Regions from separate parts of the Homo sapiens genome. Here region 1 is linked to region 2. A link is an interaction called in ENCODE POLR2A ChIA-PET data of the cell type or tissue named here. Cell type or tissue: Panc1. All regions are shown on one strand. Links, peaks and the distances in the headings refer to the core of each region. The heading gives the core; the rest is flanking DNA. Region 1 holds the start of LOC124902503 (a long non-coding RNA gene). Region 2 overlaps VTI1A (vesicle transport through interaction with t-SNAREs 1A).

What was found. ChIA-PET counts read pairs that join two places held together with the same protein. Peaks named below come from ENCODE experiments on the same cell type or tissue, not always from the same donor. Only the 100,000 strongest peaks of a DNase experiment are listed, where the experiment ranks them.
Region 1: POLR2A ChIA-PET joins it to region 2 with 13 read pairs; 4 of 35 experiments call an interaction of 5 or more read pairs at or near these places.

Annotation. Positions count from the first base shown.
Region 1 is chr10:112,586,965-112,602,643 of GRCh38, forward strand. All of the region lies in intron 5 of VTI1A (vesicle transport through interaction with t-SNAREs 1A), which reads left to right. LOC124902503 (a long non-coding RNA gene) reads left to right here and starts at 10,997. Exons shown (of 2, transcript XR_007062292.1): 1 at 10,997-15,679. In Panc1, for the core only: no CTCF peak of the experiment used is centred there; no DNase peak of the experiment used is centred there.
Region 2 is chr10:112,780,372-112,796,050 of GRCh38, forward strand. All of the region lies in intron 7 of VTI1A (vesicle transport through interaction with t-SNAREs 1A), which reads left to right. Among named protein-coding and RNA genes, the nearest start is that of LINC02935, 100 kb to the right of the region's middle. In Panc1, for the core only: no CTCF peak of the experiment used is centred there; no DNase peak of the experiment used is centred there; H3K27ac peaks cover 3,806 bases.

The sequences.
Region 1 (15,679 bases), core at 5,192-13,191, 190 kb before region 2:
CTTGTTCTAGCACTATTCATTTATATATGTAAGTTCACATTTTCATTTGTTTGTCTTTGACTTTCCTAGGCATTGCATTTAGGATCTGAGTAGGGTTTTGTATGTTTCAGTTGGGCCCTGACACTATGTATGGAATATATATTTCTTTTACAGGGATCAACATCTGTTGCTGCAATAATGTTTTAATTAAATAAAATTTGTGGGAAATTATGACTTTTCTGCTTGTGCTACTTCCAAAAACATGCCCAAGGTTTCGTAGCTCTATAAATGTTCTGAGTAAACATTGTTTTCCAAAGATTCATTTCACAAATTTAATACTTGCCATGTACCTACTGTTGCAGTAGTTAGTCACTGTGGAAAACTTCAGAAGTGTATATTGTATGTTCTTGCCCCAAAGAGCTTATAACATAGGAGAAGGAAAGTTAAACAATACCAAATTAAAAGCTGGCATAAAAAAATAAGTCAAACTGTGACTAAGAGAAAGTAATTGGAAAGAATATTAAATTAAAAGGACTCCTTTACATTAATGAAGCAAAAAGGAGAGAAAGATAATAAACTTTGATGAAGACCAAATGGCTATGTTAAACAGAATTTCTAAAATTTGATATCAAAAGGTACCTCTGCAGAAAATGTTGAATATTTACTACTATTTAAGTTGCACTTCTTGGACAACTAAATGTAATGACATTACCTATGCCTGTTCCCATAATTTGAATATTAATTAGCAAATGTACAGATACAATTAGAACTAAGAATTAGACTGGAATTATAAAAATAGATTACAAAAAATTAGTAAGATTTTCATAAAGGTTTTTTCCCCTCAGTATTAGGGGAGAAAATGACTTTTAGACTTCCTTCTTCTCCTCCCTCCCTCCAAATTCCTGGACTGTTTGAAGTGCTTCTGCTGCCTTCTTACATTCTTAATGCAGTACTTTATTCAAGAGAAGTGGTTTTTTTTTTTTACCCTTAACTTATGCTTTGTTGGTTTTAGTAAATTAAGGTTTAAATGCCACTTCTTTCCCATTGAAATGAAATTAAAAACCACTGCTACTCTGATGTCATAAAGGAAAAATGAAGTGGATTAAGATGGCAAAATGTGTAAAGAAAACCTGATGGGGCTTTTAAAGGAGCTTGTGCAGTATCTTCTAACTTGAACTTAGCTTCAATTGTGTGTTCAGCTTCTCTACATTGAGCTTAAGTTTTATGAAAAGAAAAAGGTAGACAGGCAACAGAAATATATAAATGAAAATCTAAGTGGCCTAGAGCAAAAAGCAATAAACTATAGTTTGTTTTTCCAGCTAATCTAAAATAATTGTAATTGGGCCATACCATTATGAAGTTTTTTTTTCTCTTGAAACAATAAATAAATAAAAACTTAAAATGCCTAATTTTTAAAGCAAGGCAGTAACAAAAGTAGTCAATATAATAAATTTCAGAGTATCACTTCACAGTAGTATATTTGTAGGAAGTACTACTTGTTGAATATTTGAAGTCATTCAGTGAAAGACTGAAAATATTATGTTGTAACATGTTTGAAAATTAGGTTTCTCTATTCAGTTCAGAGCTACTGTACATCTTCTTTTGAAATGAATAATAACCCCGTCTTACAAAGTGAGAGCAAAAAGAAGGACGAGGCTATGTTTCACTCCAAATGGTTTAAAGGCAGGCTCTTTCCTGAGTCTTAAAACTGCAAGTAGCAAGTAGTAGGGAACAGTAATGCATGAAAGGTCATTTTTATTGGCCTTGCAAGCCCGTATTCCTCACATAGGCCATCATTGTGTGGGACTTTAATGTATTATAGTAAATGTGTTCAACACTTTCTCTTTCCTGGCAGCATTAACTTCCATGCACGTCATCACTGTGTCATGGCTTTATTTAATCACATTGCTCCTTTACTTCAGGCTTTGTCTAGCTTTCTTACCTCTCCTGACACCTTCACTCACTTGCAGAACACAGTTCCTGGAAGGGATAGAGGTATTTATTTCAGTCAAAAGCATCGGTGTCATTTTCTATCACCACATTCCCTACATATTTCAACACTTTGACTCCTTGTCTTTTTTTTTTTTTTTTTTTTTTAACTTACAGTGAATGTACAAATGTCGAAGATGTTAGCTGGTAAAAGAACTATTTTGTCTTTCTGTGTCAGGGAACTGGTTTGCCTTCATAAAATTAAAACCTCTTTCCCCTTAATACATGGGGGGTGATATGATTTGGCTCTGTGTTCCCCACCCAAATCTCATCTTGAATTGCACTCCCATTATTCCCACGTGTTGTGGGAGGGACCCGAATGGGAGATAATTGAATCATGGGGTCAGTTTCCCTCATACTGTTCTCATGGTAGTGAATTAAGTCGCATGAGATCTGATGATTGGATTAAGGGAAACCCGTTTCACTTGGCTCTCATTCTCTCTCTTGCCACTGCTATGTGAGACGTGCCTTTCACCTTCCACCATGATCGTGGAACTGTAAGTTCCACCCAGCCACATGGAACTGTAAGTCCAGTAAAGCTCTTTCTTTTGTAAATTGCCCAGTCTTGGGTATGTCTTTATCAGCCACGTGAAAACGAACTAATACAGGGGAAAAAAGGAGGGGATATGAATTCTAAAGAATAACATCTGACATAGCTAAAAAATAATAGTAATGATAATAGCTAATTGTTGAGCATGCACTGTGTGTGACACGGTTGCAAGTGCTCTACATGTATTAAGTCTTCTCTGCAACCCTCTGGGGTAGGTATTTTTATTGTCCCCATTTATAGTGAAGAGACCACAGAGAGCTTAGTTGTTTGCTGAAGTAATGCTACTAGAAAATGGTAGAACAGGGATTTAAACCAGCAGTCTGACATCAGAATCTGAGTTCTTGATGAGGAAATTATTACTGCATGCACAAGAATTAAGTCAGAAGAGAGAATATTTTATGTTAAGAAAGCCTGAATTTATTTCATGGGAATTGCAATGTGCATTTCCTTAAAGTTGATGATTTATAGTTTTCTTCCTTTTTATAGATTTAATTTGTATAGGGTTTGAAGGGCCAAACCTTAATGTTAGGGTGCTATTTAAGTGCAGATTTCTCGTTTTCATGACACAATATTTTTGTACTCAGAAGATGAACTCAGTAACTGAACATGGTTTACTCTTCTACCCAGATGTTTTTACCCTGATCTCTATTAGGGATATTTTGAGTCCTAGCTAGGACCTAGAGGTGGAAGTTGGTAGCTACTCAAAAGTTTAGTTGATATTAAGAAAATTTTATTACTCAGAGATGATAATGAAAATGTATACTTAGTGAATCAGAGAATGTTATAAAGAAGAAAGTGGAGTATTGGTTGTATGGATGAATGTATAGATAGATAGATAGACAGACAGACAGACAGATGGGCAGATAGAATATCCTCTCTATATATGTTTGTGTATGTGGGAAAGAGATGTATAAATTTATTTATTGCAGGCTGGGCACAGTGACTTACACTTGCAATCCCAGCAATTTGGGAGGCTGAGGTGGGAGGATCCCTTGAGCCCAGGAGTTCAAGATTAGCCTAGCCAACATGGTGAGACCCCTTCTTAAAATTTTCCAGACATGGTGGCATGCATGCCTATAATCCCAGCTACTCAGGAGGCTGAGGTGGGAGGATTGTTTGAGCCTAGGAGGTCGAGGCTACAGTGAGCTGTGGTCACGCCACTGCACTCCAGCATGGGTGACAGAGCGAGACCCTGTCTAAACAATAATAATATTAATAAAAATAAAATAAATTTATTTATTTCATTAGCCCAGAGATTGGAAACGAGAACAGAAGGTATATGCCCAAGATAATAATTAATGTATAGTGAGATAACCACAACTCAAGAAAGAAATATGGCCAGGCATGGTGGCTCACATCTGTAATCCCAGCACTTTGGAAGGCCAAGGCGGGCAGATTACTTGAGGCCAGGAGTTTGAGACCAGCCTGGCAAACATGGCAAAATCCTGTCTGTACAAAACATACAAAAATTAGCTGGGCATGATGGCACATGCCTATAACCCCAGCTACTCCGGAGGCTTAGGCAAGAGAATCGCTTGAACGCAGGAGGCAGAGGTTGCAGTGAGCCGAGATTGCATCACTGCACTCCAGCCTGGTCAACAGAGCGAGACTCTGTCTCAAAAAAAAGAGAAAGAAAGAAATAGCTTCAGCTACGATATTTCCATTCTGGGCAGCATTGGCAGGAGCTGAGCAAGCAAAGCTCAGGAATTCAGCCTCTCTGTTGGGTACTCAGGTTTATGTTAGAAGAGATACTGTTGACCGGGCGTGGTGGCTCACGCCTGTAATCCCAGCACTTTGAGAGGCCGAGGCAGGCGGATCATGAGGTCAGGAGATCAAGACCATCTTGGCTAACACGGTGAAACCCTGTCTCTACTAACAATACAAAAAATTAGCCGGGTGTGGTGGCAGGTGCCTGTAGTCCCAGCTACTCGGAAGGCTGAAGCAGGAGAATGGCATTAACCCAGGAGGCGGAGCTTGCAGTGAGCAGAGATCGCACCACTGCACTCCAGCCTGGGTGACAGAGTGAGACTCCGTCTCACACACACACACACACACAAAACGAAGAAGAGATACTTTACTTAAACAATTGTGTACTGTTTAATTGTTTTATACTGAAATTTAACTTCTCAAGGTCTTTACCCTTTCCTTATGGCAAGGTAAAATCTGGACATCTCAGGCTGGTGTTCAAGGCCCTTAAGCTCCTTCGCTATATTCCCAACTGTATTATACTGATCATCCTGCAGATTACCTGACTTGGTGGGCAGAAGGGTCCCCTTCCAAATATGTCCATGCCTTAATCCCTGTAATCTGTGAATACTTTACATTACATGCCAAAAGGAAGTTTGCAGATGTAATTAAAGTAACAGACCTGAAGTTAGGAGATTTCCTCAATTAACCAGTGGGCCTAATCCAATCATGTTAGCCCTTTAAAGCAGAAAACTTTCTGTGTTGGAGGCAGAAGAGATTCAGCAGAAAGGGTAGATGCAGAGATTTGAACGTGAGAAGGACCAAATATGTCGTCTCTGGTCTAAAAGTAAAGGGACAATGTGACGTGGAAGGTAGACAGTGTAAGGGGCCAAGAGAGTTCGCTGGCTGACAAGCAGCAGGGAAACCAAGACCCCAGTCCTACAATCACAAGGAACAAGTTCAGCCAGTAACCAGAAGGAGTTTGGAAATGGATACATCCCCACAACCACTGGAAATGAACACAGCCTGGGCAACACCTTGATCTTGGCCTTGTGAGACCCAGAGCAGAGGAAGCAGCAGTGCCCACCAGACTTCTCACCTAAAGAACTGTGAGATCATAAATATGTACTGTTTTAAGCCACCGAGCTTTTGGTCATCTGTTACAGCAACAACAAGAAATGAAGACATGGATCCAAAATGCCCTTCCCCCACCATTGCTAACAGTCATCATCTGTTCATCCTCCAAGGCTTACCTCAAAGGACCTCTCCTCCATAAAGGCTTCTGGGAAAGCCCCAATCAGAAAAATCACTCCTGCATCTGTTGATGCCATTGAGTTTCTGCCTCCGCAATGGTGCATCTTCATTAGACTCCATATCAGTTTACCTATTTGCATTCATCTCTCCCTGACCAAATCACAGCACTTGATCTATCCGTGCTTTGATTTACATCCACATATTATTTGACATAGTACTTTGCACACAGTAGGTGCCCAATTCTATAAATGTTGCATTTGGAATATATGTCATCCTCAGAGAACCTAAAAAAATGGTTAGACAAGGTGCCCATATACATTTACACAATCAGCAAATTATGAGGATATATGGCAAATAAAACTGGATGTTACTCTTAGTTGAATGGATCTTTCAGTCCACAGGAAGAAAGGAAGGTGTTAACCGAGTGAATCCTGTGGATAAACCTACAATTAGACTTGTGTTACGTTCCATGAAGGAAAGTGATATGGTGCTGTGAAGACTATAATCAGGAGCGTTTATTGAATGCAGGACTGTGTGGTGTCTGAAGAAGGAAAGGAACAATTGAGATTATTCAGTTTAAAGGAGAGAATGCAGAGTAATACTTTCAAATAGATACTAAAACTAGATGCAGTCATCTTATACCAAAAGCGAGGATGATCTCCTCTCCCATCTTCCTAAAGAAAGCAGTGAGAAGTGAAATTAAACTGCATTCTGAAAAGTTTAGGTTAGACCAGTAGTTTTCAACCCTCGCTCAACATTAGAATGAGCTTAGGAACTTTTAAAAATGACTGGTGCAGGGGCCCCATGCCAGGCCGATTGAGTCAGAATCTCCAATGGTCGGGTGTAGGCATCAATATTTTTTAAAGCTTCCCAGCTATTTCTGAAGACTGTGAACAACTGCTTTGTGTTTTTGGTGTATTTTCTGAGTTCGTGGTGAAAAGATAGGATTATGAAGTGAAGGCAGTGAAATCCCCTTCCTCAGGGAGGGCTCTGCAAATAGCACAGAAAAAACCTCTTCAGAGCATGTGGGTGTCAGTAGTTCTGACGAAAAGCCAGCTCGAGGTGATTGCCTCTTTTTTCCCATCTCATAACATTCATTGGAATTTTTCTGATTATAAAAATAAGGGGTTCTTTTTCATATGGAAAGTTTAGGGAAAATAGAAAAGCACACAGAAAAAAATCAAAAATTACTCATAATCCCATCAACCACCAACCAGTCTAAACATTTTTTGGTAAATACCAGGCGTCATAGGCTAGCAGGCTGTGTATGTGTGAACTCGTTTATTCAGGATATGTGGTCTCCATCTTTTTTTTATTTTTTTTATTTTTTTTGAGACGGAGTCTTGCTCTGTCACTCAGGCTGGAGTGCAGCGCCACAATCTCGGCTCACTGCAAGCTTCGCCTCCCGGGCTCACGCCATTCTCCTGCCTCAGTCTCCTGAGTAGCTAGGACTACAGGTGCCCGCCACCACGCCCGGCTAATTTTTTTTTTATTATTATTATTTTGAGACGGAGTCTCGCTCTGTCACCCAGGCTGGAGTGCAGTGGCGCTATCTCAGCTCACTGCAAGCTCTGTCTCCCGGGTTCCCGCCATTCTCCTTCCTCAGCCTCCCGAGCAGCTGGGACTACAGGAGCCTGCCACCATGCCCGGCTAATTTTTTTTGTATTTTTAGTAGAGTCGGGGTTTCACTGTGTTAGCCAGGATGGTCTCGATTGCCTGACCTTGTGATCCGCCTCGGCCTCCCAAAGTGCTGGGATTACAGGCGTGAGCCACTGCGCCCGGCCGGTCTCCATCTTTTAAACTTGGTCACTTCACACCGTGCACTTGTTATCATCCTCTAAACATTTGAGCTCATAACCCCGGAAGTTTTAATATGGATCCTTTTTTAAAAGCCTGCTTTAGGAGAAGGAAATAAAGGGTATTCAATTAGGAAAAGAGGAAGTCAAATTGTCACTGTTCACAGACGACATGATTGTATATCTAGAAAACCCCATTGTCTCAGCCCAAAATCTCCTTAAGCTGATAAGCAACTTCAGCAAAGTCTCAGGATACAAAATCAATGTACAAAAATCACAAGCATTCTTATACACCAATAACAGACAAACAGAGCCAAATCATGAGTGAACTCCCATTCACAATTGCTTCAAAGAGAATAAAATACCTAGGAATCCAACTTACAAGGGACGTGAAGGACCTCTTCAAGGAGAACTACAAACCACTGCTCAATGAAATAAAAGAGGATACAAAGAAATGGAAGAACATTCCATGCTCATGGGTAGGAAGAATCAACATCGTGAAAATGGCCATACTGCCCAAGGTAATTTATAGATTCAATGCCATCCCCATCAAGCTACCAATGACTTTCTTCACAGAATTGGAAAAAACTACTTTAAAGTTCATATGGAACCAAAAAAGAACCCGCATCGCCAAGTCAATCCTAAGCCAAAAGAACAAAGCTGGAGGCATCACCCTACCTGACTTCAAACTATACTACAAGGCTACAGTAACCAAACCAGCATGGTACTGGTACCAAAACAGAGATATAGATCAATGGAACAGAACAGAGCCCTCAGAAATAACGCCACATATCTACAACTATCTGATCTTTGACAAACCTGAGAAAAACAAGCAATGGGGAAAGGATTCCCTATTTAATAAATGGTGCTGGGAAAACTGGCTAGCCATATGTAGAAAGCTGAAACTGGGTCCCTTCCTTACACCTTATACAAAAATCAATTCAAGATGGATTAAAGACTTAAACATTAGACCTAAAACCATAAAAACCCTAGAAGAAAACCTAGGCATTACCATTCAGGACATAGGCATGGGCAAGGACTTCATGTCTAAAACACCAAAAGCAATGGCAACAAAAGCCAAAATTGACAAATGGGATCTAATTAAATTAAAGAGCTTCTGCACAGCAAAAGAAACTACCATCAGAGTGAACAGGCAACCTACAAAATGGGAGAAAATTTTCGCAACCTACTCATCTGACAAAGGGCTAATATCCAGAATCTACAATGCACTCAAACAAATTTACAAGAAAAAAAACAAACAACCCCATCAAAAAGTGGGCAAAGGACATGAACGACACTTCTCAAAAGAAGATATTTATGCAGCCAAAAGACACATGAAAAAATGCTCATTATCACTGGCCATCAGAGAAATGCAAATCAAAACCACAATGAGATACCATCTCACACCAGTTAGAATGGCAATCATTAAAAAGTCAGGAAACAACAGGTGCTGGAGAGGATGTGGAGAAATAGGAACACTTTTACACTGTTAGTAGGACTGTAAACTAGTTCAACCATTGTGGAAGTCAGTGTGGCGATTCCTCAGGGATCTAGAACTAGAAATACCATTTGACCCAGCCATCCCATTACTGGGTATATACCCAAAGGACTATAAATCATGCTGCTATAAAGACACATGCACCCGTATGTTTATTGTGGCACTATTCACAATAGGAAAGACTTGGAACCAACCCAAATGTCCAACAATGACAGACTGGATTAAGAAAATGTGGCAGATATACACCATGGAATACTATGCAGCCATAAAAAATGATGGGTTCATGTCCTTTGTAGGGACATGGATGAAATTGGAAATCATCATTCTCAGTAAACTATCGCAAGGACAAAAAACCAAACACTGCATTTTCTCACTCATAGGTGGGAATTGAACAATGAGAACACATGGACACAGGAAGGGGAACATCACACTCTGGGGACTGTTGTGGGGTGGAGTGAGGGGGGAGGGATAGCATTAGGAGATATACCTAATGCTAAATGATGGGTTACTGGGTGCCGCACACCAGCATGGCACATGTATACATATGTAACTAACCTGCATATTGTGCACATGTACCCTAAAACTTAAAATATAATAATAAAAAAGCCTGCTTTTAGAATTTAATATAGTATGAAGACTTTTTTATTTTACCAAATATTCTGCTTTGAAAAACATTAACGGCTGTCTACTGCTTTATCCCATGAGTATACCATAAACTTATTTGATCAGGCCCCTATTATTGGACATTTTGGGGTTTTTAAAACTATTTAACTAATATTGCAGTAGGGATAGTTATTCATAGTTCTTTACATCAAATTCTGGCTATTTCTTAGTGATAAATTTTTAAAAACAAAATTGCTGGGCTGAAAAACATAATATTTTCAAGATTTTTAATGTATTATACCAAATTTTCCTCCAAAACACTACCATAGTTTAATTTTCCTTTCCCTAAACCTTCTCTCACATTGAGCAGAAGGTATGCTTGTACTTTTTATTACATTTCTTTGTCACGAGTAAGGCTGATAATTTCTCTTACATTGCTTAACTGTAATTCTTTTGCTTATTTTTTCATTAAAAGTTAATTTTTTGCTGATGTGTTTATGTTTCTCTTCCTTATTTACATAAGAACTCTTCTAAACCCTTTTGTGTCAAGTTTGTGGTATACTTTTTTCAAATTTGTTGGTAAGCTTTTTCTTCTGTTCTTGAAGTATTGACATGTGAATTTGATACAGTCAAATCTTTCTTTTTAAATTAGTTTTTCGTTTGAATGTATGCTCAGGAAAGCCTTCCATACCATAAGATCAGAAGAAGCTTATTTTTTCTTCTAATGCCAGATGGTTCTGTGTTTTACTTATTAGGTTGGTATCTGCTTCTCATTCTTTGAAGCAAACTTGAACTGGAGGTTTGAGAATCAAACAGATCTGGGGAGAGAGTCCTGACATTTCCACTTACGCTAACCTTTGGGAATTTTTGGAACCTCTTTGGGCTGTGGTTTGTTTTTTGTTTGTTTGTTTTTTTGAGACAGAATTTCACTCTTTTTGCCCAGGCTGGAGTGCAATGATGCGGTCTCGGCTCATCGCCACCTCCGCCTCCTGGGTTCAAGCGATTCTCTTGCCTCAGCCTCCTGAGTAACTGGGATTACAGGCGTGCGTCACCACCCCCTGGCTAATTTTGTATTTTTAGTAGAGACAGGGTTTCTCCATGTTGGTCAGGCTGGTCTCGAACTCCCGACCGCAGGTGATCTGCCTGCCTCAGCCTCCCAAAGAGCTGGGATTACTGGCGTGAGCCACCACACCTGGCCTGGGCTGTGTTTTCTTTGTCCATTCAAAGTAAATTTCAACCAAGCCAGGTACAGTGGTACATGCCTATAGTCCTAGCTATGGCCGAGCCCAAGAGTTTGAGGCTGCAGTGAGCTATGATTGCACCTGTGAATAGCCATTGCACTCCAGCCTGGGCAACATAGTGAGACCTTGTCTCTTTTTTTTTTTTTTTTTTTTTTGAGACGGAGTCTCGCTCTGTCGCCCAGGCTGGAGTGCAGTGGCGCGACCTCGGCTCACTGCAAGCTCCGCCTCCCGGGTTCACGCCATTCTCCTGCCTCAGCCTCCCGAGTAGCCGGGACCACAGGCGCCCGCCACCACGCCCGGCTAATTTTTTGTATTTTTAGTAGAGGCGGGGTTTCACCGCGTTAGCCAGGATGGTCTCGATCTCCTGACCTCATGATCCGCCCGCCTCTGCCTCCCAAAGTGCTGGGATTACAGGCATGAGCCACCGCGCCCGGCCAAGAGACCTTGTCTCTTAAGAAACAAAACAGAATGAAACAACCTATGAGGGATACCTGGTGTCATAGAAAGTACTGAGCATGAGGCCTGGTGCATAGTAAATGCTCAAAAAAAATAAAAGCAGTTTTATCTAGCTTCGTTCTTCAGAGTAACATGAGACTAGCACTTGAAGATCCAAGACCATTCTGAGTCAGTTTTCTTGCAGTAAACTCTTGGGCACCTTGATTTTTGGCTGTCTTCAGCTTAACCCCTTTCACTTGTAAGTCTCTAATTATCTAAAGCGTATGGTTGTGTTTTCACTTATGCAGGTAGTTTATGTACCATTTATTGAAAGACCTCTTCCTTTCCTTCTGAACCATTGTTTTCCTTCTGTTCAGTCTCCAAATGTACCTTTCTCTCCTCTTTAGCCTTTGACTGACATTTCTGTGAAGCATTTTGTGATGTGCATTTAGAACACTACGTAAAAATAAACTGCATTGTGTTATTTAAATATTTAGAGGCCTTTGTAGCCTTGCAGGCTATTTTTAAAATGACCTTTAAAACCATTTGCAAAGAAGACAAAAGTAATGGGGGGAAAGCATAACCTTTTAATGTTTCCTTCATTAGTGGCGTTCCCTACCTTGGATGCATTGCCTTGCTTTGATAGTTCATAATGTAGGATACATCAAAGACCCAAATAATGGAGAACAATGGGGACCAATTTTTTTAAAGCTGATTTTGCATTATTGCTGCTGCCATTAGGTGTCAGATGGAAAAGATCCCTTTCTTTTAAATAAGCTGGACTCATGATTGATTTTCTACGTGTGGTAGACCCCCTTGGTAATGCTGGTGTGTAAAGAAAGACCTGCTATGCATTCATATGTGAATTGGGCTTATCCGGTTTCCTACGACTTTGCTTTTGTACAGCAAGTTTATTTTTGAGAGGAGAGAGTCAATCTGCGTTATATCTGACTCAATAATAACAAGAAACCAAGTTGCAGTAAGAGTCTGCTCTATTCCTTCCTTCATTCAGTCAATCCTCCGTTCACCATTTCTCCAAAACATACCAGTCCGTCTTTGACTGTATTTTGAGGGTCTGGACCCAGAACAGGAAGAGTCAACCTTCCAGAAACTTCTCTGATAAAGAAAAATGAGAGACAGAGGTCCAGGGCCACTGTGGAAAGCCAATGTTTGAAACCCTCAAAAGGCCCGAAACAAGAAGCAGCTTGCAGAGTAGGATTGGGGGATCTGCAAGGCCAGAGTGAGGTAGGAAGCAACCCACAAGGAGGGCCATGATTGCATTAAGAGCATAGTAGGCAAGAAAACACAGGCAGCCAGGATGTGGTGTTGGGTAGATATGGTGCAGGCCAATTGGACAGACCTGCTTTTATTGATTTTAAAATGGAACCAGGGCTTAAGGAAGATACTGCCCTCTTGGATCTTCGAGCATAGCTAGGGCGTATGCATGTGAGAAGTTAAATATTAGGACAAAACAGTCCATGGTGGATGCCAAACGACTGGACCGCCAATAAGCGCTGAAGGAGAAGGCCTTCATGGAAAGCCTTCAATGCCAGAGACTTTCTTTCCTTGCTTGATTTGCTTTGCTTTTTTTCTTTCTTTTTTTTAAACAGAGTCTCACCTGTCTTCCAGGCAGGAGTGCAGTGGCATGATCATGGCTCACTGCAACCTCAAACTCCTAGGTTCAAGTGATCCTCCTGCCTCAAATTTCTGAGTAGCCAGGACTACAGGCACATACCATTCCGTCCAGCTAATTTTTAAATTTTTTGTCAAGACAGGGTCTCAGTATGTTGCCCAGGTTGGTTTCAAACCCCTGGGCTCAAGGATGATCTTGCCTCGGCTTCCCAAAGTGCTGGGACTACAGGCGTGAGCCACAGTGCCCAGCCCACTGGAGACTTTCTATGCTCAAAACGAATAATAACGTTCCAACTCCGGGCAACTCAGTAAATTTTTTTTAATAAATTATGCTATGTGTTCATTAGGTTATAGATAGATACTTATTATTCTCATTTTACAGAATTGGAAACTAAGGTTTGGAGAAATTCAGAACCATATCTGCAGGCTCACAGCTGGTGTGTGATGAAGCAAGTTTTAAATCCAGGGCTATCTGACCCTAGTTATTTACCACCACATCACAAAACAATCTGAAAAACGGAATGTTTGAAAACCATGTGTGGTACATAGAATAATGCACCCCTCCCTCAAAGATGTGTGACCACAACCTAATTCCTCTCCCATCTTCCAGAGTGCCCCTACTATAGTCATTTTTATCCTTATTAGCAGCCAATGTGATGCTTTGAAAACATAACTCAGATCAAGGATCTTCTGATCAAAACTGTCCAATGACTTCCCATCATATTTAGCATAAAATCTCGTCTTTAACGTGGTCCACAAGGCCTTTCATTATCTGACCACTTATCCTCCAACCGTAATTTCTACCACTCTTCTTTACTTGCTCCTCTAAAATACCCAGCACACCCTTGCCCCAGGGTCTGTGTACTTGCTGTTTTCTTCTCCCAGATACGCACATGGCTCACTGGCTTCGTTCATGTGTGGCCTCTGCAGAAAGCGCTTTCCTGACCACCAGTCTAAAATAGCATCTTTCATTTTCACCTTACCCTTCACTTATCACTAACTGACCTTATAGTCTATATTTATGGGTTTATTGTCTTTTCTTCCCACGAGAATGAAAAGTCCGTGATGTCTGGTCTGTTTTGTCTCTGCTGTGTCTCTAGCTCCTAAAACAGTGACTGACAAAAGGTGAATGTTCAAAAAATCACGAATGAATGAATTTTTACAAATGTTTAATGTTTGATGTGAATTACATTAAGACAGTTAGTTGCAGACATTCATTTAAAGCATGGATATGCATTTGCAATATTCCATCTGCTATGGGCACTTCCTAGTGCTAAGGCTTTAAAATATGCAAATATGAAGAAAGTGCAATCCCTTGCTTGCCCTCAAGGCATTTACAATCTAGTAAAGAAGACAAATTTCAATCGGTGTTGGACTGACAGGTGTAAGTTGTAGTAGACTCTGACATCTGTAATCATGTTGCAAGGATAGTTTTATGGGGATTCAGAGAAGGGAGCACTGTATCCAGTTGCTAGCATTAGGGAAACCTTCATTGTGGGGAGTGGGAGAGGTCATCTTTGGCCGCATTTTGGACAATGTGTAGCATTTTGATATGTGGGACTTAAGGGAAAAGCATTCTGGGTGAAAGGAACTGCTTAAACAAAGGTACAGAGGCAGAAAAGTCCAAGATGCTTTTCTAAAGAAAGATATTGACCACAGAGAAACCAGAGTCAATATTACCCCAATGACAGTAAATATTGAAGTTCAATAAAAACTGGTTGGCATATCTGCTATGCCTAAACAATTTTGCTAATATTAAGAAGGTTCTCGGCTAAAATTCTGACTCATCAATTATTTACTTTTTTTTTTTTTAATTTAAATGACTATTTCTATGGGGAATCTTTTGTAAATGTGTCTGGTCTAATTAATTTGGTGCCAACCAGGCACCAATGCCTTGTCGACTCTCTTTATTTACTGTGGTATGCAGTCACTTTTCTTAGTTGTTCCGTGCCTCATCCTAGGAAGTAGGTTTGTCCTGTTTGCTTTCATAAGCATGACTGGCCAGTAAAACCCTTGACCTTTAAATTAATGGGTAATACGAATTCATCTCATTCCATCATGAAACAAAGATTCTCTGTATCAGATATTACTATTTATTAGTAAGACAAGGGGATGGGGGATGCCATGTGCTCTGAGGTATCACTATTAGTTAATGAGAATGGTCCACATTTTATCCTTCTTAGGAGTAATTTTTCTGAAGGGCATTGGGAAATTAAATAAACACATCTGAAATTGGATTTAGATTTTGATAGAGCAGAATGATTACAACTAGGGTCCCTTAGTAGCCTGGGGTTATTCAAATACAGATAAAGACAATACATTTCCATAAATTCTGAAGAAAACATGTGGCTGGAGTATGAGCCATATTTTTCTGAGTGCTGGGGTTGATGGCCATTAAAAATGAGAAGAACTGAAACATGCAGGCATTAGTTCCTCACATGACAGTTGCTCTAAATCACCATTTATAGAATGCACTTTTTAATGTGAGCATTTCTAAAGTTAACATGAGCAATAGAAATGTCAAAAGTGAAAATTAAATCATTAATTCTAACATATTCCTTTCCTAATTAAGAATAATTACAGCAGGGGCTAGATTTTATTCACCCTTTGACCTCAACCTTGCTTGCTCAGTGCCTGGGACTTACTGTTTATTGAGCGAATGAAAAAATTTTTTTTATCAAATCTTTTGCTTAGGCAGGTCCACAAATGGCAGGGGGCATACCCGGGATATTGCTGAAAATGAGCAATTGATATGCAAGAGTTAGACAAAATTCAGCTGAAGCAGTCCAGGGCTTAAATAATACTAGCTCAGAAAATTAAGATAGAGACTTATCAAAGCTTTCTTTCAGACTGATCCTTAAATGTTTTGAAATGTTTATCTAAACCTCTTAAACTCTAAAATAGTTTTGATGCCTTTTGATAGCAAATTCTGAAATGCCTCAATTAATGTGAAGCCACAATTGATTATGTTTTTAATATACAAATATTGGTGCTAATGGATTTATAAGACATTGTG
Region 2 (15,679 bases), core at 3,342-11,341:
TAGCACCATGATCTTGGTGGAAAAGGCATTGAGCAATTTCACTTGGAGTTTGCTCAAATCAGGCACATTATTTCAGAATCAAACTTTTAAGCCTTTGAAAACAAAATGTAAAAATAAGCCCATTTTTCTCCTTTGCTTCTTGCAGAAGGCGTTTCCAGTGGAGGTTTTCTAAAATTATTATAATAATTAACCATGTGCTGTCTCATGTCCCGGGAACTAGAGTCAGAGCTCAATATGCATAATCTGATTTAACCCGTGTGTTAACCTTATCGAGTATGCATTGTTGTTCCCATTTTATAGATTAGGAAACTAAATATCAGTAAAATTAGTATGTGGCTTTCTCAAAGCCACATGGCTGATAGAACCAAAATCCTTACTATGGTCCACAGGCTGGCACGATTCCGCCTCTGTTTCCTCTTCAGCTCGCCTCCCTCCCATCATTCTCCTCCTGGCTTTTTCCTCCCCGGGCACCCCAGTGTTCCTCTACAGATAAAGGGCCTTTGCACATGCTGTGCCACCTGCCTGGAATCCCTTTCTCATTCCCACTCACCCCTCCCACTTCAGTTTTTAACCTAGCGCATTCTTCAGAATATATATATATATTTTTTGACGAAGTCTCGCTCTGTTGCCCAGGCTGATCTCGGCTCACTGCAACCTCCGCCTCCCAGGTTTAAGCAATTCTCCTGCCTCAGCCTCCCAAGTAGCTGGGACTACAGGTGCACACCGCCATGGCCGGGTAATTTTTTGTAGTTTAGTAGAGGCGGGGTTTCACCATGTTACCCAGGCTGGTCACAAACTCCTGAGCTCAGGCAGTCTACCCGCCTCGGCCTCCCAGAGTGCTGGGATTACAGGCATGAGCCACCGCGCCCGGCCCAGATCTTAATTCAACATCATTACCACCTTTGGGACACCCTCTCTGGGCCTCTAGAAAAGCTCAGTCCTACAGCAGCTACAGAGATGCAGCTGTCAACCTTTCAGGCATGCAGTCTGCCCCAGGTGTTGGTACCCTCAGAGACCCATGTCAGCATCAGAGCTAGGCCACACTCTTCCCAGGCGGCCCCCAGTCATTGACTAGGCACAGTGTGTGGTCCTGAAGCTAGGCAGTTTCTGCCTGAGGTGGGATTCCTCTACGGGGCTGTCTTGGCTCCAGAGCTCATCACTGGGTTGGTTAAGACTTTGTCAGTCCTGGCCAGGAGCGGTGGCTCACACCTGTGATCCCAGCACTTTGGGAGGCTGAGGCGGGTGGATCACTTGAGGTCAGGAGTTTGAGACCAGCCTGGCCAACATGGTGAAACCCCGCCTCTACTAAAAAAACAAAAATTAGTGGGGTGTGATGGTGCACACTCATAGGTGCACACTCATAGTCCCAGCTACTCGGGAGGCTGAGGCAGGAGAATCGCTTGAACCCAGGAGGCGGAGCTTGCAGTGAGCCAAGACTGCACCACTGCACTCCAGCCTGGGCGACAGAGTGAGACTCTGTCTAAAAAGTAAATAAATGAGACTTTGTCAGCTCTGCACTGTGGTCCGAGGCTCTTCCTGCCCAATTCTGCCTCCTCCTCCATTTATCTGCTACAGGTATTACCCCCAGGAAACCTCTTGCACACCTAACTCCTTCCAGCATCTCCTTTCCTAGAAGACCCTTCGACTGACACAAGTCCCCTCTTCTAGATGCTCATAGTATCATATCTGCTTCCTTTGTAGCGATTACCACAGTTTAAAACTCTATATTATGTACATGTGATTTTGTTAAGGCCTAGAAGCTCTGTGAGGACAGGGACCTAATTTTACTCATCACTGTACCCCCAGAATGGAACCAGATCATTTCCCACAGACCTCATCAGAGCGCTTGCTGGACTCTGTGTGTCCAGGGCCATTTCACTGGCTGTCGCCAGTTGCATGCTGGGGCTTTCAAAGCAGCACTGAGAGTGGAACACTAAAACCTCACGCCGACTTGGAGGCCACACTGGAAAAGGATGTTGCAATGACGCTTGGATCAGGCCAGGCCCTGCGTGAAGGCCCTTTGGCGTCTTTTTCGGCGTGGAAGCGCATGCTCTTTCTCCTTGAGGAGAAGATAGGACCTTAGCGTTTCCAAGGCCTTCTGAGTGAAAACATCTGTATCCGATCTTTCCCGTCGCGGCATATTAGTGAAGTCTGGCTAAAGAGCAGCTTGTAGTTGACAAGACTCTCATCAGAAGGTGTCACTGCCATCAGCTGGAATTATAGTGGGGCTGTTCGAGCTGGTGCCCTAGCCAGATGCCAGTCTGGGTAATTACATTTGGTCTACCTAAACTCCCTGCAGACTTCTCATCGGACACAGCATTCTTCATCTCTGCCCTGAACTGCTAGGGAGTGTTTGCTAAGAGCCTTTCAGCTGCTGCCATAGTTCATTCCAAAAATGGATACATTCCTGAAGGACCACTTGTCAGGGGGTGTTACTGGGGGGGATTCCAGCTTGGAAGAGGGCTGGCCTGGCTAGGTGGCCCTGAAGGTCCCTTCCCCTTCTAATTTCGATTTTGTGATTCAGTGATTATAACTCAAACTGTAGTGTTCGTGGAACTGGTAAGAGCCTCATAAATGAAAATACCATCAGATCGAAAGTGCAGAACTTGGTAGGAAAGATGTTCAAATAACACACACACACACCAAAAAAAGTAGACACGAATCTGGATATCCCTGGGACCCAGAAACAGTCACAGTTACATTTCCTCTCTCAAGTTGATTCTGAAGCCATAATTAAGTGAAGACAAAAACATATATACATTGAATGAAAGGTGTGTAATCTTTGGGATAATTCTGATGTAATTAACACAGCAGAGCTGCATTATGGCCAATGTACAATGAGTGGAATTTTCCAACATTGATTAAGCGGACTTGAAGAGAACTGAGTCTTTGTCTGAAAGCTACCAAATGAAAACAACTTTGGGATATTTAAATTCAGGTTGGAAATTGGTTTGGGTAAGGGATATTTAAACCACAGCTGTTCAAGGGCTAAAAACATATGAGTTGTATGTGCATGCCCGCGTGCACGTGCACACACACACACACACACACACACTGCCTCCTCTGAAAACAAGTTAGCTAAAGGTGTACATTCCTTCTAGGTTCTCATGATCAACAGATGTAAATGTTCACGGTGTTCAGATGAATTATGGACCCTAATGAGATTTCAATACTGAGCAAACAATAAAAATTTATGCATTGCATAGTTGCCGTGGCCTTTGGCTTCATGGCTAGTGTTCTACCTTTTCAACAGCTTCAGTAATATAATATCCAGCTGGCTTTGGAGGTAAGGAAAATTCGAAGGGAGAATTGAAATTATGAGACATAATTTGATGGATTACTTTGTCAGAGTAATGCATGGCCTTGGCATAATTACCGTGGCCACCTTAACCCTGGAGGCAGGTGGTGACAAAGGCCTGCAGGGCCTGGGTGCTGAGCCGATTCCAGCATGTGCTGCTGGCTCTCCCGGTCCCCAGAGTCCGGGGAGTCTAGGCACTCCTGAACAAATGCCGAACAAGCACATTCCTGTCCTACTCCAACAAGCAAGAAGGACAGCCGAAGGGCCGCCTTCTCCCGAGAACTGTCATCTGTGTCAGAGTGAAAGGAAAGAAATAAAAGGCAGACCAACCTTGAAGCAAAATGGGGTGAGGACAAGGAAAAGGATGAATAATATCTTTTAAAGCAGAACATTTAAACACAAATGATGGGCACAGGCACACTAATCTTTTTTTCTCTTCTCGTGTTTTTTTATCAGTTCAGACCTTGAACTTAACGCATGTCTGCCTTGTACTTTATAACGTTCAAATCTTAACGTGATTAATAGCAGATTCCCCGTGTGTACGTGTCAGAGACCACATCTGTAGCAAATCTGCCGGTATATTCCTTACACTAGTTTTACTTTGGAGCCATAAAGTAATTCCTGTTTTGTGAATGAGAATAAACCTATTATGCACTAATATAGCTACACCCAGCATCTGCTTTTCGAGGGGAAAAGAAATTGCCTATATGATAGGGCAGCTCAAATTTCAGTGTTCTGAAGTGCTGTTCAGTGTGGCCTTCAGCAGTGAGAAACCACTCCTGCCTATTTCTTGCTTTTATTATGATAACATAAATATATTTGCAGCATGTTGACAAACTCATTTGGAGTAAACAGAGTAGTCCTAATTGTAAGTTCTAATGTTTTAACGCTAAATTGGGCGATAAGTCAGTGTTTCAATGTGGCACAGTCAACCACACGTTTTCCAGAAATAGCCTTTGACACTTTTTAAAGCAAGTCAGTGGTGTACTTAGCCTGTTCACAAAAGGCTTCATTCTTGTCTACAAACGGCAAACCTCCCCTTCATCCCAGAGTGCCCAATTCAAGTGAGGTTGGAGAAAAATAGATACTTCCCCTGTTTTAAGGCATTTCTCCAACTGTTATGCTAGTCAAAACGAAAAAAATTTGGAGTATATGGGGAAAGCATGCCTAAGAAAGGTTATCTTGATTTTCATTTAACACACCCTCCCACTGACTTTTTAAAAGGTCCATCGTACGTATTTCTGCATAGCTGAAAACACAGATTCCACCCTGGAGAGATCTCAGGGTTGTTCATGTTACACTCTGAAGCCATGTGTTTTCACATCATGGCAAAACTCAAGATGTAGGCAGATCCCTTGGCCCCCGTTGGCTGTGGATTTTAGTCTTTTCATTGTTCTCTACTGTAAACTTATACAGAAAAAGACCTCCATGCCCCTGAATATAAGCACAGCCAGTAATGTTTTCCCACACATGCCAGTGGTGTAGCTGAGCAGGACCCCAGAATGGTGGGAAAGGGAAGGAAGTGGGGGCAGAGGTCCATGAAGCCTGTAGATGGGAGCAAGGGGCTCACTGGGCTCCCCAGGAGCCTTCCTGAAGGCAGCCATTCCTTCAGAATCCTTGTCAGAGGAATGACCAGAGGCAATGCAGAGAAGCCCCTCCCCAACAAAGGCAGCTCTGGAGCTTGTAAGACTCTGCTACAAAGCCATAGAGGGGCTTTATTTTTATACTTGTCTGTACACACCTTTTTTTGGATATATGATTTGCAAATATTTTTCCCCACTCTATGGCTTGTCTTTTTATTTTCTTAATGGGGAATTTTGAAAAGCAAAAGCTGTTAATTTTGATAAAAATTTATCAATTTTTAATTTTATGGATCATGCTTGTAGTGGTTTACCTAAAAATCTTTGCCTGTCCCAAGGTTAGAAAATTTTACTTCTATGTTTTCTTCTAGAAGTTTTATAGTTTAGCCTTTACATTTAGGTATGTGTTCCATTTAAATTTTTGTGTATAGTGTAAGGTTATGGTCTATGTTCATTTTGTTAAATATGGGTACCCAATTTCTCTATTAAATTGCCTTGGATCCTTTGTCAAAAATTGACTGTAAATATAAATGTTTATTTCTGGAATGTCTGTTGTCTGTTTTGTTCCATTGAACTGTGTCTTCCTTACACCCAGACTACACCGTCTTGATTACAGTAGCTTCATAGTAAGTTTGAAGTCAGGTGGTATAAGTCTTCCAACTTTGTTCTTCTTTTTCAAACTCATTTTTATACATTCTAGTTCTAGTTGTTTCATTTACATATACATTTAAGAATTCCCATTTCATTTTCACCGCCCCCCCAAAAAAAAATGCTTGCTGACATTTTAATAAGGATTGCATTGAGTTGTCATCTTAACAATGTTGAATCATCCAATTCATGAATGGAATTGTTCCTCATTTATTTAGATCTTTACTTTTTAAAGCTATGTTTATAGATTTCACGGTACAGGTCTCATTTTGTTAAAGTTGTTTCTAAGTTTTGCATTCTTTTTTGATGCTATTGTGAATTACATTGTTTTCTTAATTTCATTTGCAGACTATTTGTGGCTATAGCAATACACTTGATTTTTGTATATTCTCATCTTGTGACCTTGCTAAATTTGTGTATTAGTCCTAGTAGTATTTTGTCGATCTCTTAGGATTTTATACATACAGAATCACGTCAGTTGTGAATGACAACAATTTTCCTTCTTCCTTTCCAATCTGGGTGCCTTTTACTTGTAATTTTTAAATGCCAGATTGCACTGGCTAGAAGCTCCAATACAATTTTGGACAGAAGTGGTAAGAGCAGACATTTTTGCCCTATCCCCAATCAGAAAGAAAGCCTTCAGTCTTTCACCCTTAAGTATGATATTCGCTGTAAATTTTTCATAGATGCTCTTTATTGAGTTGAAAAAGTCTCCTTTTATTCCAAGTTTGTCGAGAGTTTCTATCATGAGTAGGTGTTACATTTTGCCAAGTGTTTTTTCTCTAATGAAATGATTATGTGATTTTTGTTCTTGATTCTATCAATGTCATGTGTCACATTAATTGATTTTCAGATGTTAAATCAACCTTGCATTTCTGGGATAAGTCCCACTTGGTCATGATATCTAAACTTTATTAATATGTTATAGGATTCAGTTTGATAAGAATTTTGGTGTCTGTGTTTATGAAGAATATTTCTTGTAATATTTTTGTTTAACTTTTTTATCCGGGTGATACGGCCCTCATAGAACAAGTTGGCATAGTCTCTCCATTATTTTCTAAGAGGATTTGTGTAGGAACAGTATTATTTCTTTCATAAATTGTGATGTAATTCATTATTTAAGCCATCTGGTCCTGGGCTTTTCTTTGTGGGAAGATTTTAAATTACTAATCCAACTTACTTGCTTGTTATAGGTCTATTCAGGTATTCTATGTTTTCTTGAGTCAGTTTTGGTAATGTGTATATTTCTATGCATTTGTCCATTCTACCTAAATTATCTGACTTGTTTGCATAACACTGTTCAGAATATTCCCTTGTAATCCTTTAATTTTTGTTAAGTAGTGATGTTCTTCTTTCATTCCTGATATTGGTCATTTGTATCTTCTTCCCTTTTTTCTTGGTCATTCTAGCTAAAAGTTTATCAGTTTTGTTGATCTTTTTGAGCCAACTTCTGGTTTCATTGATTTTTCTCTATTATTTTCTACTTTCTATTGTATTAATTTCTGCTCTAACCCTTACTCCTTTTTATTGCTTGTGTTGGGCTTAATTTGCTCTTTCTTAATGTGGTAGCTTAGATCATTGACTTGAGACCTTTCCTTTTTCCCTAACTAGGCAGATAAATTTCTCTCTAAGCTCTGCTTAAATTGCATCCTTCAAATAGTGATAATTATGGTTTGGTTTCCATTCATTAAATTTTTGTTGTGATTTTTTTCTTTGATTCATGCATTCTTTAGAAATGTGTTACTCAATTATCTAATACTTAGGACTTACCAAATTAGTTTCTTTTTTCTTTTTTCTTTTCTTTTTTTTTTTTTTTTTTTTTGAGACAGAGTCTCGCACTGATGCCCAGGCTGGAGTGCAGTGGCACAATCTTGTCTCATTGCAACCTCCACCTCCTGTGTTCAAGCGATTCTCTTGCCTCAGCCTCCCAAGTAGCTGGGATTACAGTCACATGACACCACACCCAGCTAATTTTTGTATTTTTAGTAGAGACGGGGTTTCACCATATTGGCCAGGCTGGCCTTGAACTCCTGACCTCAAGTGATCCACCTGCCTCGGCCTCCCAAAGTGCTGGATTACAGGCATGAGCCACCGCGCCTGGCCACCAAATTACTTTCTATTATTGATTTATAATTTAGTCTTGTGATTAGAGAACATATTTTTTATTATTTCAATATTTTTAATAATAAATTATTATTTAATAATAAATTATTGAGACTTGTTTTATGGCCTATGTATGGTCTATGTATGTTCTATAAATGTTGATTTCTATATCTAGTCTACTTAGTCTTCTATAGCCTTACTGATTTCCTGTCTAGTTATTCTATCAGTTATTGAGAATAGGGTGGTGAAATCTCTGAGTATAATTGTTGAACTTTCTCTTCTCCTTTTGTTTATCAGTTTTTGCTTCACGTTTTTCAAGACTTAGTTATTAGGTGTGTGTATGTTTATCATCATTGTATCTCCTCAATACATTGATTGTCTTATATTTGTGAAACATCCTTTTTTGTTCCTAAGACTATTTGTCTTAAAAGCCATGTGTCTGATATTAATATAGACACTCTAGCTCCTTATAGTTACTGTTTGCATATATTTTTTCACCTTTTAACTTTCACCCTCTATGTGCTTTTTAACCTGAAATGTGTCTCTTACAGACAGGATAAAGTTGGGTCTTTTATATCCAGTCTAACAATCTCTGCTGTTTGACTGGAGTGTTTAGTCCTTTAACATGTACATGTTAACATTTAGTCCATTAACATTTAACATGTGATTTTTTTTAGTCCTGTTGAATTTATGTCTGCCATTTTGCTATTTGTTTTCTATATTCCTTATGTCTTTTTGTTCCTGTTTCTGCTTTTCTGCCTCCTTTTTAAAAATAGATATTTTTGTATGCCATTTTAATTCACATATTGATTTTTTTTATTACATTTTTAAATGTTCTCAGTCTTTGCTCTAGGAATTGTATCTTGTAACTTTTCATGAACTACTTCAGGTTGATACTGACTTAATTCTAATAAAATATAGCAGTGTTATTCCAATATAACCAATTTCCTCCCTCTTCCTTTGTTACGTATAGATATGACTATGATTATCATATCTACACATGATATAAACCCAACAATACAAAATTATAGTGAGTGCTGTGCAATCTAATGGTTTTTAAAGAAATTAAGGGAAGAAAAATATATATATTTATACAGTCTTTTATATTTGCCTACATATTTACCATTTCCAGTGTTCTTATTTCCTTCCGTGGATTTGAATTACCATCTGGCATAATTTCTTTCAGCCTGAAGGACTTTATTTAGTATTTCTTGTACAGCAAGTCTACTAAAAAAAATTCTCTTATTCTTTGTTTATCTAGAAAAGTCTTTATGTCACCTTCACTTTTAGTGGATAGTATTGCTAGATATAGAATTCTTGGTTGATAAGTCCCCCACCTCACCCTTTTTGACACTTAGAATATGTCATTCCACTGTCTTCTCTTCCATTGTTTCTGATGAGAAGTCAGCCATTAATCATATTTGTTATTTGCCTGTGCATGATGAGTCATTTTTGTCTTGCTATTTTCAAGAGTTTAGCTGTCAGCCATCATTTCTACCAACATATTTATCTGCTACTCTCTCTCCTCTTCTTCTTGGATTCCCATTACACATATGTTGGTATGCTTGATATTGTCACACAGGTCTCTGAAGCCCTCCCTGTTCATTTTTCATCAGTCTTTTTTCCTTTTTCTTCTTCAGATTGGATAATTTCTTTAGACAGATTTTCGAGTTCATAATTCCTCTTCATTTCATTTACTGTATATTCAACTGTAGAATTTCCGTTTGGCTCTTTTTTATAATTTCTCTTTCTCTGTTGAGATTTCTTCTTTGTTGAGGCATTGTCATCATAATTTCTTCTAATTCTTTAAGCATAATTTTCTTCAATTCTTTGAACATATTTCTAATAGCTGCTTGGGAGTCTGCTAAATCTAACATCAGATCCACTCAGAGTCAGTTTCTATTGACTGCTTTTTTCCCCTGAATATATAGATCACACCTTTTTTTCTTTCCTTTTTTTTTTTTTGGTGGTTGTTATCATGTCATTTTTTTGTTGAAAATAGGACATTTTAGATAATATATTGTAGCAACACAAGAGTCTAGTATTTTTAAGTAGCTTTTCTGAATGTAGTCTCTAGAATCTGTCTCCGCTGCAGTCTACTCAGTTGTTGCTTTTTTCTTTTCCTCAAGTCTTATCTTTATTTTATGAGGCTGGTTTCCTAGGGGTTGCCCCTTTGTGTGCATAGCTTAGTGGTCAGCCAATGACTGGGCAGAGATTGTATTCAAAAACCTCCAACCCATAAGGCTTACATCCTCTGCAGTGATCTGTGTGTGGGTTGCAGAGCACATTCAAAGTTCAGCCAGTTCCCAAGCTTGCCTTGGCTTTGGCTTCTCACTGGTGTCTCTCAGGTCTTCCCAGCACATATATATACTTTCCCACTCCATAAGAGATGCATAGAGAGCTTATCTAGCACTTCTGTGGCTCTTTCATTTCCAGGATCTCCCCATCACATTTTTGGTTGGCCTGTTACCCGCCCCAACTAGGACTGTAACTTTAGGCTAGCAGAGGTGTGGGTTTTCACCATTCATTACCTACCGAGTTTGCTACTTTTATTGACAATGCTGCTAGGCCTGGGTTTTGCCCTCTGCTCCAAATCAAGTCAGCCTCTTCTGGCAGCCCCACCCTGGTAAAACCATCATTCTAGCCAACTAAGCTAAGGGGTGAGGTGGGGTTGTTCTTACCCAAAATTCTGCCAGTTTTCTATGAATAAGCACTTCTCAACTTGTTTTTTGCCTTTGGTCGTCATCCAGATCACTAAAAGACGTTTTTTTTTTTTTTGGTGCATTCTCCAGTTTTATACTTGTTTTGTGAATTTGCCGACCTCTTCGCTCATAGCTGGAAGTCCCCTGGTAGGAGGATTTTTGCTGGTCTGTAGAATGTGTTTGTAGAAAGTGTTTAGGATACCCTTGCAATGAAAGACCTCATCTTTGCGGATTTGGGCCTCTACTTCCCAGAATCCCAAAGACCCCTCCTCAAAGGGCATTTGGTGCTTGAGGTTCTCCAATATGGCAATGACCAGCTCTGCATGCTCTTGTTTCATTCCTTCCACCATCAGGGTGTAACTGCCAGGATCCCGTCTGCATGTGCTCACATGAGCTTTGAATCCAGGCAGCTCTTGGCCCATTAGCTGACCCAAAGGCAACAGGTGGGACCTGTTTTTGGCGGAACTGTTGAAGAAAAATGCCCTAGTCATCAGGTTGTTTCACTTTCATTTATCTCTGTCATCTGGGAATACAATATAGATAGTATCAGGCGCAACAAAAGGTACATTCTGATATTATTTTCAGTTTTTTGTCTAGACAGAGAAGACTAACCACTTGGATATCAGAAATGCCTACCACAAAAAATAAGAAAGACACGCTCAGCAAAAGGCCAGAGGGGGGTAGCACTGCTTGTTCACTTTCTCTCTATATATTCTTTTTTTAAAAAAGAAGAAAGTTTAAACCCCACCACCCACTCATCAGGTGATTGGAGACTATAGTTGTAAATATGTGCTGCAGGCAGAAGTTCTGAAAAATCCCAGAAAGTGTTGAAAACATCTCTAAACAAGGTATTTTTCTTCTGCACCTTTCTTGCTAAAGGTCCCAATTGCTGCCAAGAAAACCAGTGAGAATGTTAGCTGCCAAATAAAAAATTTATGACAGTGTTTGGCAAAGGACTATCTCGTTGCTTGTTTTATACATTTCCACAAGGTGCTTGAAGGCAGCCTCCTTTTTTCTTCCCCCCACAGCACCCCCTCACTTTGGGTACGTATAACTTACACTGATCACTGTTCTGAGTCTGTTCTCTAATAAAAAAGCAAACTCCTGTAAAGTAAGATTAAACAATATAACTTTTTTTTTTTTGCTTCAGTAGCCTCCTAAAATGTGAGGGAAACACTTTCAAATATGTTGTGTTGCATAGCAGGGGAAAAGAGATGCTGGGATTGCGTAGTTAGAATAGACACATTTATAGGAAAGGAATAAGAACCTTTCAATTAAAAACTGTGGACTCGGCCAGGCACGATGGCTCACGCCTGTAATCCCAGCACTTTGGAAGGCTGAGGCAGGCGTATCACAATGTCAGGAGTTTGAGACCAGTCTGGCCAACATAGTGAAATCCCGTCTCTACTAAACGTAGAAAAAATTAGCTGGATGTGGTGGTGTGCACCTATAATCCCAGCTACTCAGGAGGCTGAGGCAGGAGAATCATGTGAACCCGGGAGGCAGAGGTTGCAGTGAGCCGAGATTGTACCACTATACTCCAGCCTGGGCGACAGTGCAAGAGAATCCATCTCAAAACAAACAAACAAAACCTGTAGACTCTTAGTGTTAGAAGGAGTCTTAGAAGTCCCCCAGTCCTTACGTGTCCCAACGTCTCATGCTTTGCAGATCAGGAAATGGGGGCCCAGAAGCAGAAAGTGCTCTGCCTGAGGTCACACAGCCCAGCAGCCCACCTGGGACCCGAGCCTGGCTCTCACCTTAGTACCACACTCTTCCCCAAATGAGCTCTCCAGCCCAATGCTGCTATTGTTTGTTGACATAATCACCCCTACACACACACCTAGGGCACGTTTTATGAGCATTGGAATTTTGAGTGATTCTCCTTTATGAAAATTAAAACATTTCCTTCCCCAGAACTCTTCAAAAATCTGACTCATAAAAACCGAGTCAAGATACGGCAATGATACTACTGAAGTGGTATTGCCAGCCCGTATCAATGAAGCCTCCTGGCTGTGTCAGTGAATGTTTACATGAGCCTTTTAAAAGAGGGGAAAGGTGGGGACTGTATTTAGAAAAAAAGTTTTTTTGAACTGAGTTTGGATGTTGATGGTGATAATTACGTAGGCTGCTCAACACCCTGAAATATTTTGCCTGCCTGTCTGAGAAAGCAAAGTTACGTCTCAGTCTTTTCAAAATGCTGATCAGATTATGCTTTCAGTTGTTAATTGGTGCTGTTTAGCACATATTTCATCATCAGTCTCACTGACTCAAAAGCCTGTGATGCACTCTTGTTCCTTGCCTCGCCTGGCTCTGTTACAGGCATCTGCAGTAATTGTCGCACACTCGGTGAAGTGGAAGCACAGGGCTGGGGCTGAGGCTGCCTTTTGCCGTGGCTGTGTTAAGGAAGCCAGTGTTATTTGATATAAAGTGCTGCGGACAGACCAGGAGTAAGCGGATTATTTCAGACAGCGTTAGGAGGTAACCGGAGGAAGATTAGCTCGACATGAGGCAGATATCATAAGCAAATTAGAAAACCTCCCCAATTAGTACAAGAAACCCAGATTTGTGCTGTTTGTGATCCTTTGCTGAAAGGCAAAGTGTCGATGTTATGGGCTCTGGCCTTGATTCAAGTTGAAATGTTGGCATTTCCTATCAGTGCATGTTAGCATCTGAGGCTGTATACTGGCCTAATAAATGAAGTAAATTCCCGTTCTCCTGCACTGCTAAGTATTCCCCATTCCAAGGTTCTATACATTGGGTAATGTTTTACTTGGCCCTGGAATAATCTCTAGGGCATATTATAATGTTTCTATACTGGGAATATTCAACATGACTCCAATGTACCACACTTAATCTCTCTTTTGTTTGTTTGTCTTGTGGAACATGTATCATGCTGAAGTCATAAAAATGAAGTGTGCAAAATGCCAGATGCTACAAACGCAATTAGATACTTAAAAATAGCTTCCTTGGTGGCACTGCTTGAACTCTGAACTGGGCCTTGTTTTTACAAACAGGGTGGCGCTTTTCTGCTATGCTCCTGATTGTGTGCTCCGATAGGAGGCACGGCTCTGCTTCTAAGGCCATCAGGCAAACCATCAGATTGTTCTAGAATCAGACTAGGTGCTGATGTTTTACGACATCATTGCAGTTGCAGGCATGAGGTTTTTCTCTCCAGGTGCACTGTGTACCCTCCTGCTTCTTGACCTCTGATGGTTTGCAGTCAAGCTGTGTCGGCAAAAGCCCTCAACCGACTGAGTCTGACCTGCATAAAGAAGATGAAGTGCCCACACCCCTCACCCCTCACTTTTTAAGTTCTAAATGTATTCCACATAAACTTTTATTTCACCAGAACTCAAACAACCACAAAGCTCAGAATTTATTTTACAGTTTTATTCAAGGAAAAAGGTGATGTTTTTGTACTGTGGGGAAGAGGGGGCTGGATCATATTTTCTGATTATAGAAACAGTACATATTTATTACCCCAAAATTTGCAAAATTCAAATCAAAATGCAAAATGCAAAAAAAAATTGTAAAATTCAAAAAATCAGAGATTTTTAAAAAATCATGATCCTGGCCAGGCGCATTGGCTCATGCCTGTAATCCCAGCACTGTGGGAGGCTAGGTGGGAAGATCACTTGAGGCCAGGAGTTCGAGACCGGCCTGGACAGTAGAGTAAGACCCCATTGCTACAAAAAATAAATTAGCCAGGTGTGGTCATGCATGCCTGTGGTCCCAGCTACTCAGGAGGCTGAGGTGGGAGGACTGCTTGAGCCCAGGAGGTTGAGGTTGCAATGAGCTATAATCACGCTGTTGCACTCCAGCCTGGGCAACAGAGTGAGACTCTGCCTCTAAAAAATAATAATAAAATAAAATAATAAATAAAAAATTAAAATTATGATCCCAACGCCTAGACACAATCATTATTTACATTTCAATGTATATCTTTCCGATTTCTGTTTTACATTTATATATGTAGTTTTTGCAAAATTCAGATCATACTATACGTACTATTTGTAACCCTTGCTTTTTACATAATATATTATCAGCAAGAAAATTAGTGGTCCTAATGATGACTAGGATAGGGTCAGATTCTGTTAAACTTTCTGAATCATCAAAAACAAATTTATTCAATATAGTCTTAATAATAATTCTGCTTTTGTATAAGTTTTTCTTTGAAAATTATCAGTACCCAAAGAGCATTCGTGACAACCCTCAACTCACCGATATTATATGAAATATTATCATATTACCATATTCCTTTGAGGAGGACATTGCGTTTTCTCTTCTTTTACACGTGTGATCTAATTTCAGCATCACAAGAACCCATGAGATAGGAAAAAAGGACAGATGTTGTTGTCCCTGACTTTAATCATAAATGCAAAGTGACTCACCTGGCATCATAGCCGTTTGGAACTACAGCTAGAAAGCAAGACATTCTGTGACTTGTTATTTTCCTCACTGTTGTATTGCATGTGGTCTTTGACATCAGATCCGATTTTAAATACCAGCTTTTCCACCAACTAGCTGTGTGATCTTGGCTAACTTAACTCTCTAAGCCTCAGTCTCCTCCTCTGGAAAATGGGAACATTGACACCTTTGCCATAGATTTGGTATGAGGATTAAATAAAATAATTTGAGTGAAGGACTTAGGATAGTAGAAGTCACTAAAAAAAATTTTTAAATAATTTTTACCCTTGTTCTTTTTTCTCCTACACATTCCCTATTACTCTTTTTTTTTTTTTTTTTTTCTGAGAGACAGTCTTGCTCTGTCACCCAGGCTGCAGTGCATTGGCACAGTCTCAGCTCACTGCAGCCTCTGCCTCCTGGGTTCAAGCAATTCTTCTGCCTCAGCTTCCCAAGTAGCTGAGACTACAGACATGTGCCAGCGCACCCAGCTAATTTTTGTATTTTTAGTAGAGACAGGGTTTCACTATATATTGGCCAGGCTAGTCTCTAACTCCTGACCTCAGGTGATCCGCCCACCTCGGCCTCCCAAAGTGCTTAATTACAGGCATGAGCCACTGCGCCCAGCCCCCTCTTACTCTCTTATAACACTGTGAATAAATTAGTCTATTATGTTTCTTTTATTCAATATACTGAATTTTTAGTTTAGCATTATTTTAAATAATTATTATATATGTAATAAGATACGGTAATTCAAGAAAGTGTAGAAATACATAAAGATAGAAAAAACACCCACCACCCGAGTATAAACACCATTAACACTTGGCTGCGTTTCCTTCCAGTTCTTTTTCTTTCTGTGCAAAGACTTGCTGTTAGTTCAACTAGTGTTTTGAACTAATGAAAGCTAGACAGTCGTTAAGCCTTGTGTTCTGATTATAAAAGAG